Regions from separate parts of the Homo sapiens genome. Here region 1 is linked to region 2. A link is an interaction called in ENCODE POLR2A ChIA-PET data of the cell type or tissue named here. Cell type or tissue: K562. All regions are shown on one strand. Region 1 overlaps HAT1 (histone acetyltransferase 1). Region 2 holds the start of DLX1 (distal-less homeobox 1).

The links. ChIA-PET counts read pairs that join two places held together with the same protein. Peaks named below come from ENCODE experiments on the same cell type or tissue, not always from the same donor. Only the 100,000 strongest peaks of a DNase experiment are listed, where the experiment ranks them.
Region 1: POLR2A ChIA-PET joins it to region 2 with 6 read pairs; 4 of 35 experiments call an interaction of 5 or more read pairs at or near these places.

Annotation. Positions count from the first base shown.
Region 1 is chr2:171,948,494-171,953,493 of GRCh38, forward strand. HAT1 (histone acetyltransferase 1) reads left to right here. Exons shown (of 11, transcript NM_003642.4): 4 at 4,388-4,508. Among named protein-coding and RNA genes, the nearest start is that of HAT1, 29 kb to the left of the region's middle. In K562, no CTCF peak of the experiment used is centred here; no DNase peak of the experiment used is centred here.
Region 2 is chr2:172,081,698-172,086,697 of GRCh38, forward strand. It overlaps METAP1D (methionyl aminopeptidase type 1D, mitochondrial), which reads left to right. Exons shown (of 10, transcript NM_199227.3): 10 at 1-733. DLX1 (distal-less homeobox 1) reads left to right here and starts at 3,810. Exons shown (of 3, transcript NM_178120.5): 1 at 3,810-4,293; 2 at 4,957-5,000. The coding sequence starts at 3,981. RefSeq lists enhancers at 2,230-2,843, 2,844-3,455, 3,456-4,069, 3,919-4,038, 4,070-4,681 and a silencer at 3,529-3,638. In K562, CTCF peaks have their summits at 2,688 and 2,896; DNase peaks (open chromatin) are centred at 2,724, 3,074, 3,704 and 4,184; H3K4me3 peaks cover 2,370 bases.

The sequences.
Region 1 (5,000 bases), 130 kb before region 2:
GATTGCAGGCGTGAGCTACCATGCCCGGCCTGATACAGTACTATCTTCTGATATACAGCTCATGTTTCAGATTTTGTCAGTTGATTTCTAGTAATTCCTTTATAGCAATTTTCTCCAATCCTGGATCCAATACAGAATCATATTGTATTTCGTTGCCATATCTCTTCATTCTTCTTTAATCTGAAACAGATCCTCAGCATTTGTTTTTTCCTAACAGACATTTTTGTAGGGTATAGGCTAATTTTGTAGAACTGTTATATTGGATTAATTTGATTGGTTTATTTGTGATTAAACTCAGATAATGCATATTTTTGCTGTGCCATTACAGAAATGGTATTGTGTCCTCAGTGTATCACATCAGGAAGTCCGTGATGTCAGTTTGTCCCTTGTTGGTTAAGTTAACTTGGGTCACTTGGTTTAGAGGTGGCTGCTAGGTTTTTCCACTATAAAGTTAGTGTTTTTTCCTTTGTAATTTATAAGTAGTTTGTAGGGAGATACTGTGAGACCGAAAATATCCTGTTTTCCTCAAGCTTTCACCCAGAAGCATCCATTAATGATTCTTGCTTGAATCAGTATTTTACTATGATGATTGTAAAATGGTAATTTTGTAACTCTTTTGTACCTTTTTCATTTATTAGTTGGGCATGCTACTATAAGAAAGAGCTCTTCTTCTTCTTCTTATTTATTTCTTTATTTATATCAAACTCAGGGATGCTTTTTTTTGTTTTTGTTTTTTGAGACAGGGTCTTGCTCTGTCACCCAGGCTGAAGTGCAGTGGTGCGATCACAGCTCACTGCAGCCTTGAATTCCCAGGCTCAAGCAGATCTTCCCACCTCAGCCTCCTGAGGAGCTGGGACTATAGGCGTGTACCACCATACCCAGCTAATTTTTAAAAATTTTTTGGCCGGGTGCAGTGGTTTAGACCTGTAATCCCAAAACTTTGGGAGGCCGAGGCGGGAGGTTTGCCTGAGCCAGGAGTTTGCGACCAGCCTGGGCAACATGGTGAAACCACGTCTCTACTAAAATACAAAATTAGCCAGGCTTGCTGGCGTATCCTGTAGTCCCAGCTACTTGGGAAGCTGAGGCAGGAGAATTGCCTGAACCTGGGAGGCAGAGGTTGCAGTGAGCTGAGATTGCGCCACTGCACTCCAGCCTGGGCAACAGAGTGAGACTCTGTCTCAAAAAAAAAAAAAAAATTTTTTTTTAAGAGATGGGGGTCTTCCTATGTTGACCAGGCTGGTCTTGAACTCCTGGGCTCAAGTGATCCTCCAAGTGCTGGGATTACAGGCGTGAACCACCGCACCTGGCTAAGGAGTCTTTTACAATTCAGTGGGCTATGTACAATCTGTTACTGCTACTAATTTTGATGCTCAAATTATCCCAGATTTGGCAAGTGGCCACCCTTTCAGACACTTTTGAGTCTTTCTGATATGTCCTTATAATTTTGGTGATACTTTACTTTCTCACACAACAAGATGTTTCCAGATTCATCTGGTACTTTCCCTGTTAGTTCTGGAGTCAGTCAGTCTCCCATGGAACCCCTGGTTTGTTGTAGTAGGAAAGGGTATTTAGACATAGTGGACATTTAAATATTTCCCTTCATGTCTTTTTTCCCCCCATGCATTATTTTAACATCATTGACATATTTCTTTAATGTGTGGGGGTTTTGGGTTTTTTTGTTTGTTTGTTTTTTGAGACGGAGTCTTGCTCTGTTGCCCAGGCTGGAATGCAGTGGCATGATCTTCTTGGCTCATTGCATCCTCTGCCGCCTCCCAGTTCAAGCGATTCTCATGCCTCAGCCTCCCGAGTAGCTGGGACTACAGGTGTGTGCCACCACACCCAGCTAATTTTTTTTTTTTGTAATTTTAGTAGAGGCGGGGTTTTGGCATATTGGCCAGGCTGGTCCCGAACTCTGGAGCTTAGACAGTCTGCCTGCCTCAGCCTCCCAAAGTCCTAGAATTACAGGCGTGAGCCACTGTACCCAGCCATATTTAATGTGTGGCTTTTTTTGTTGTTTGCTTGTTTTTTGAGATGGAGTCTCACTCTGTTGCCCAGGCTGGAATGCAGTGGTGCAATCTTGGCTCACTGCAACCTCCGCCTCTCAGGTTCAAGCGATTCTCCTGCCTCAGCTTCTCGAGTAGGTGGGACTATAGACACGTGCTATCCCACCCAGCTAATTTTTGTATTTTTAGTAGAGACGGGGTTTCACCCTGTTGGCCAGGCTGGTCTTGAACTCCTGACCTCAGGTGATCCACCTGCCTCAGCCTCCCAAAGTGCTGGCATTACAGGCGTTAGCCACTGTGCCCAGCCTTAATGTGTGTTTTGTTTTGAGACGTAGTTTCGCTCTTGTTGCCCAGGCTGGAGTGCAATGAATGGTGCGATCTCGGCTCACTGCAAGCTGCGCCTCCTGGGTTCAAGTGATGCTCCTGCCTCAGCCTCCCGAGTCGCTGGGGTTACAGGCGCCTGCCACCATGCCCAGCTAATTTTTGTTATTTTTGGTAGAGATGGGGTTTTGCCGTGTTGGCCAGGCTGGTGTCGAACTCCTAACCTCAGATGATCCACCCACCTCGGCCTCCCGAAGTGCTGGGATTACAGGCGTGAGCCACTGCACCAGGCCCTTATTGTGTTTTTAAGTCAACAAATGTCTCTTCCTGCAACGAATTTCCTGTGAATTTTTCATTATTGATGTATCAGATTAGGCATTTTATGTGCTTTCACATATTAATAATTGTATCTTATTATACATAGATTAATGCCAAAATTTCAGCCTTTCATATTTTAAATAGGTTTTACTTTATTATAAAAATAAGAATATTTTCTCTTTGGAGTTCTATCTCTAAAGAGACATTGTTTTATTCTCTACTTTTTACTACTTTAAAAAATCTGTGTAATATCTTAGTAGATAAGATCTAGTTTTACAGATAGTGCTTCTTTTTAATTTTTTGAGACGGAGTCTTGCTCTGTTGCCCAGGCTGAAGTGCAGTGGCGCAATCTCAGCTCACTGCAGTCTCCACCTCCTGGGTTCAATCTATTCTCCTGCCTCAGCCTCTTGAGTAGCTGGGATTACAGGCACCCACCACCACACCTGCCTATTTTTTTTTTTTTTTTTTTGTAGTTTTAGTAGAAACGTGGTTTCACCATGTTGGCAGGCAGGTCTTGAACTCCTGACTTCCAGTGATCCCCCCCCGCCTCAGCATCCCAAAGTGCTGGGATTACTGGTGTGAGCCACCGTGCCCAGACCAGTTAGTGCTTCTTAATGGCATTTTGCACACTGTTTTGCGTAATATCACTGAAAGTGGGGTGCTTGTATACCACTCTTCTAAGATGGGTAGGGGACAGTAACATAATAGTGATATCCCTGAACTGTATGACCCAAGCATGATAATTGGTCTTGATCCTAGTATCATTGCCACTCCTTTCTTCTTCACATAACTTTCAGAGTTGCTGGAATGGACAGTGCTCCGTATTTTCGTAGCCTAGACAGAAATTTGGAAATGACACTGCTTCTTTCAAACACTTTTCTTTCACAATTCACTTTCTAAAAAAATCAGAATACAGCTTTATTGAGATATATACTGTGCAATTCATTTATTTAAAGTGTACAATTCAGTGGTTTTTAATGTATTCAGAGTTGTGCAAACACAGTCAATTTTGGAACATTGTCATTACTTCCATCAAAAACCCTAAAATGCATTAATAGTCACTTTACCCTGACCCCTAGTCTTAGGCAGTCACTAATTTACTTTCTGTCTCTATAGATTTACCTATTTTGGATAATTTAGAGTTCACTTTTTAGAAGACTCTTTTAAGCTGGAAAAAGGAATATTAAGGCATAAATGTGATAGCAGGGAGCAGGGGTGGAAGAATTAGCAGCAGTTCCATATCTGCCTTTTGAGTTCATAGAGCAGTTTACATGTAGTAAGGCAGGTGCTATTGCTGCAGCTCTGGATTTTGGTGATTCAGTAAGCAGTAAGTTGGAGGGACTGGTCCAAGGCTTGGTAGCTGCTTGCCTAGCCAGGTCCTAATTTAACACTACTTCTCTCATTTGAAATGCCTTCTAATACTGGTAATGGTAGCAGCAGCAGCAACAGTAGCAATAGTATTAAATGTCTGACATTTAGTGAGTACTTATACAATGTGCCAGTTTTATAAGTAGTTTACATGTATTAACTTATTTAACCCAAACAACATTCCTGACTTAGGCAACATTCCTGAGTTATTCTATTTTATAGATGAAAACTGAAGCACATTTTATTGTAGATTTTTTTTTTAAGTATAGTTTAAAATCTTGAAACTACCCATGAAGTTAAACTTGTTTATATGTAGGGTTAATACTTTTTAATGACTGCAAAAATTCATTCCATTATTGCTATTTTTTCCATTTCAGTGAAACTGCTTTTGGTTACAAGGGTCTAAAGATCCTGTTATACTATATTGCTGGTAGCCTGTCAACAATGTTCCGTGTTGAATATGCATCTAAAGTTGATGAGAACTTTGACTGTGTAGAGGTAAGAACAGAAATACTTTTTAAACTGTTTTCCAATTTAATTTATTTTAAAATAGGTTTTAGGCCAGGTGCGGTGGCTCACACCTGTAACCCCAGCAGTTTGGGGGACCAAGGGGGGCAGATCTTTTGATCTTAGGAGTTCGAGACCAGCCTGGCCAACATAGTGAGAGCCCATTTCTCAAAAAAACCACAAAAATTAGTGGGGCGTGGTGGCATGTGTCTGTAATTCCAGCTACTCAGGAGGCTGAGGTCAGAGGATGGCTTGAGCCCAGGAGGCAGAGGCTACAGTCAGCTGAGATCATGCCACTGTACTACAGCCTGGATGACAGAGCTAGACCCTGTCTCAAAAACAAAACAAACAAACAATAAACAAATAGTTTCTAAAAATTAAAGGTTTGGGCTGGGTGCAGTGGCTTGTGCCTATAATGCCAGTGCTTTTGGAGGCTGAAGTGGGAGGATCTCAAGCCCAGGAGTTGGAAACCAGCCTGGACAA
Region 2 (5,000 bases):
TAATGGTTGTGCTAACTCTTGTTTCTACTGAAGCGGGTTTTGCAAAGCTGACATCCCTTAAAGATAACTTGGGCTTTCGGAAGCGGCAAGGAAATGGCACCTGTAGTTGCCAGGACAGGTGGTGTCCTCGGCCAGGACTAAGAGCCAGCTCATCTTTGTAACATTCATAATACGGGAAACTGAGGACCAGGTGGCTCGGAAAAGAGATGAGTTCCAGCTTTTACCTAACACAGGGTTCTCTCGTCGTCCCCCAACCCCTCCAGCTCGGCTTCTTTGTGTCCAGGGTTGTAGATTTTTGGATAGAGGTGTTTCTGATTCTAGTGAGTCTGAGAACTGGAAAAGACCAAGGAGGGGTTGATGATTTACAAGGTCCATAGAAAAACTTTTTGTGTGGTCGGAAGTTGGCCAAGCAGAGGCCCACAGCCTGATGCTACTGCCCCCCACCCCCCCAAAGATCTGAATTCCCTAAAGATCAAGAGGGTTCAGCTGGCCTTGGGAGATGTTTGCTGGAGAATGACTTCAGTTTTCTCCTAAGGCAATCAGATTGCAACCATTAGCATTGTATCTTATCTGCAAATCAGTTTACTCCGAGGTTCCCCAAGGATAGTTTTATTAGGACCACAGGACTTTACTAACCACTGAGGTAACACGCTGCTTGTGCAGCAATTATTTTGAGGTGGAGGTATTTATGGGACAAGTTTATAATTCCATTTATTAAAGGGACTAACCTAAAGTGTGTGGGTGTATATATATATGTGTGTATGTGTGTACCAACACTCAGCAGCTCCCTAAAGAACTCCCTTTAACATGCTTTGAAGTTGAGATTAGGAAGTAGATTTAAAAATACCTCGTCCACGCCTTCCTGTCCCTCTTCCAGCTGAACTGGCCGAAAACCTCACCCAGAGCCACTGGGATTCCAGCCAAGAGTGGCTGCGGCTAACACCACCAGGACCTCCTGGTCCTGAGGTGACTCCAGTAGGCTCCATGAGGAATCCCGGACCCTCAGGACAAATGGGAGAGTTTTGTTTTCTCTCAGAGTGAGGGCAGGCAACAATTTAAGCAAACCGGCATTCAGAACAGGTGTCACCTTAGCAGTAGGGGGTGGGAGGGATCCACTCCAAGTTCACTGAGTGCAGCTAAGATCCCACATTGAGAAACCAGCTACCGCCAGCGGCTCGGCATCAGAGGGCCCGCGCTCAGTGCTCCTCCCTAGACCTTTCTGAGCTAAGAAATAATTCCGGAGTGTAGCCATCTCTTGCTCACACACAACCCGCTTCTAAATTAAGCAAGGCTCTGAAACAGTATCCCGAGGGGCTCATGCCGGACTTTTGTTCCAAGAAGGCAACCAGGTCCCCTGTGCTACCGCAAAAGTCTTTGATCCTTTTCCAGCTGTGGACACAGAGCACCCAAGAGACTGTCGCGATGTGCGGCCGTCTCTCCCCTTCCCCCACCTTGCAAGTCTCTGGAATACACTGTCCCTAGGCGGCCCGGCCGTCGGGTTTCCTCACGCCTTGCCCTGAGCTCCGGGAATTACCAATTCCGCTTTCCCCGGTCCCAACCCCGACCCCGCGCCCGCCGCGGCGATCACTTACTTGGGCAAGGCCCTCAGGGCACGCGCGAGAGACCTGGGGCCCGGCAGTATCCGAGCGACTGTGCTGGGCACACGGCGTGGCACTCCATACCCTAAAACAGGCACTAGGAAGGAGCAATTAAAACCACAAGTGCGACACAGAAATCAGGACGAGCCGAGCGGCTCCCGGAGTTGCCTGGTGGCGGAATCATTAGCTGGCTGTTGCTACAAAGCCTCACCGTGTGGTTCGGTGATTAAGAAAAAAAAAATCTTTTAAACGTTGGCAAACCCGTTATTGGTTTGGCGTATTGGGTTTTTTTTGCTTTTGCTTTTCTTTTTGCTCCAACCACTCTGCCTGAAATATTTCTGCCCCCAGCATTGTGCCCTTAAACCAAAGGAGAGGAATTCTGCGGGCAGCAGCAGCTGGTACAGAAGTTAAAAAAAAAGAGAAACCCCCTCTACTAATATCTGTAACGACAGCACCGATGTAATTTGTTTTGAATGTTCATTTTTATTGGTGTTCCCTCTGCCAAAATGTGCTTGATTACAGAGGTTTGTCCTGTGATCATTGCACACTCCAGACAGGGGAAGGTGCAGCGATGAAGGTTCAGCTCAGGCCAGATCAAATCCCGGGCTGTTTAACGCTGAAAGGCTGCATGTTGCTATTAGTGTTAAATATATGGCTAATTATGCGTATGAAAATTAAACATCAGTGTTATGCTAATGGGGCGCCTTCAGCTGCGGATCTGAGCACTTGAGACTACCATTTAATCAAATGAATCAGTAACTAATACATCTGCACGTGTGAACTTTCACAAGATCATTTCCCCGTTCCCGTCACACCGCTAAATTATGAAAGAAATAATTATCAACACTTTCTAATTACCTAACAAAGTAATTTGGGATTCACCGTGGGGCTGGCGGGATGGGGAACCAACATCCACTTACAGCCAGGGTGGTGTACGCCACACCGCGAGGGACTGGCTGTATTGGTAGTAGTGGCGATGGGGTGGGGGCTCTTGTGCACTTTTTTGTACCTAGCACCCCAGAAGACAGAAGGAGCAGCGGCAGATCTTGCCTCCACTAGCCCTGCCCCCTAGGCCTGGTGGCGCGCGCTTTGGCCACTGGAGGTGAGGAAGATCCTGGGTGGCAACGAGAGACGTCTACACATAGATAAGGGAGCCTACCACAGGCCTGGGTTTGCTGCGGGTTTCGGTGTCCCCCAGGGACTCCTAAACTCTGGAAGTCGCGCTAGACCTCAGGAGGCCGGAAAATGACCACCTGGCGTCGGTGGCTCCAGCAGATCTGAGCCCCTAGGCCCCCTGGGCTCCACGCTGAGCCGCGCTCTCGGGGCGAGTGAGCCCGGGGCTCTCCGCGCATGGGGAGTGGAGAAGGGAGGGGGAGGAGGAGGAAGGCTGGGAGGGAAAGAGGATGTGTGTGTTGGGGGAGGGGGCGGTGCAGCCGCCTTTCCTGGGAGGAGAAGCGCGGGTTCCTGGCTCTCCACGCGCACTGCTTTAATCAGACCCGTGCAGCCTCGAGCTGGAGTGGCCAGCTGGGCCTGGAGCAATGCGAGCGGGCCCCAGGGAGCGACAGCGGCGTTGGCGCAGCGGCCGAGTGAGTGAGTTCGCAGGGAGGGCCCCTAAGCCCCGACTCCAGGGATGCGGCAGAGCGTACCGGGGAGGCGCGGCCGGATAGGCGCTGCGCTAGGCACAAGGCTCTTAGGAGAACCTCTGTCTGTTGGCCGCCTCGGGCGCCCCCAGTGCGCGACTCCGCGCTCCAGAGGCAGAGGTCAGTCTCCTCCTGAGCCGCCCTAGCTCTGCGCCGAACTGAGTGGCAGCGACGAGAAGCGGTCCCGGGTGTCCGGTGTTAGGGACCGCTGAAGGGTGGGGACAGTGGTAGGGGGGCGGCGGCGCGGAGCCGCTGGTTGGTTCCTGGGGAGGAAAGCGCGCGAGGGAGGCGGGAGGCCGATGAGCCGCGGGCCGCAGGGGCCCCGGCGCAGACGCCGCAGCCCATTGTGCTTCCTGCCCGGCGCGCTCTGTTGCAGAGGAGCCCCGGCCGGGAAGTGTGGATGCGTCTTACCCGAGGCCGGGCCGCCTCGCCCGCTCTAGTCCAGCGGAGCCCGAGCGCCTCGGACCAATCCCCAGTGATTATGCAAGACAGCGGACCAATCAGCTCCGCCAGCTCATGAATATTTATGACCTTCGCTGAGTCAAAGCTTTGAACCGAGTTTGGGGAGCTCAGCAGCATCATGCTTAGACTTTTCAAAGAGACAAACTCCATTTTCTTATGAATGGAAAGTGAAAACCCCTGTTCCGCTTAAATTGGGTTCCTTCCTGTCCTGAGAAACATAGAGACCCCCAAAAGGGAAGCAGAGGAGAGAAAGTCCCACACCCAGACCCCGCGAGAAGAGATGACCATGACCACCATGCCAGAAAGTCTCAACAGCCCCGTGTCGGGCAAGGCGGTGTTTATGGAGTTTGGGCCGCCCAACCAGCAAATGTCTCCTTCTCCCATGTCCCACGGGCACTACTCCATGCACTGTTTACACTCGGCGGGCCATTCGCAGCCCGACGGCGCCTACAGCTCAGCCTCGTCCTTCTCCCGACCGCTGGGCTACCCCTACGTCAACTCGGTCAGCAGCCACGCATCCAGCCCCTACATCAGTTCGGTGCAGTCCTACCCGGGCAGCGCCAGCCTCGCCCAGAGCCGCCTGGAGGACCCAGGTACGTGCGCTTGCCAGGGAGAGGGAGAGGAGGAGGTACAAGGGAGAGAGGGAAAGAAGGAGCGGGGGAGAAGAGGAGAGGGAGAGAGAGAGAAAGAGAAGAGAGGAGAGCGAGGTGGGGTGGGGGTGGGGAGGGCGCGGGAGCAGTGGAGGTTTCGAATATCAATCTATAGATCCTTGTCACAGCAAATAAATTTTTTTAAAAATTCCCTCAATTTGCAACTATCCAGCCAAGGATAAATCCCAGAGCGTCTCCTGGCACTGGCTGGGCCTCTGGGCGGCTCGGTGTGCAGAGCACACAATGCCCCGCTGGAAAACAGAAACCCACATGTGCACGTATTAGTCTCGGTAATTATTTATTGCGTAGCGCTATAAACAATGTATGCAATTAAGGGTAATTAAACCTCAACTACCGCCTGCAAAAATAGCAAACTTTCCCTGCAAAGGCAGGAGCTGAGCTCCTGGGAACGGCTCTATCCCTCCTGCAGCGTCCCGGGACAGGCCCTCGGATTTTGGGGGACCCTTCCCTGGCTTTCAGAGTTTCTTGAACGTTCTCTCCCTGGTGCTGCCTCCGCCACCCTTCGGTAGCCACTCGCTCTCGGCTGTTCGCACTAAAGGCGGCCCCTCGTATTAACAACGGGCCCTACTTCTGCTGTCCCTCCAGGGGCGGACTCGGAGAAGAGCACGGTGGTGGAAGGCGGTGAAGTG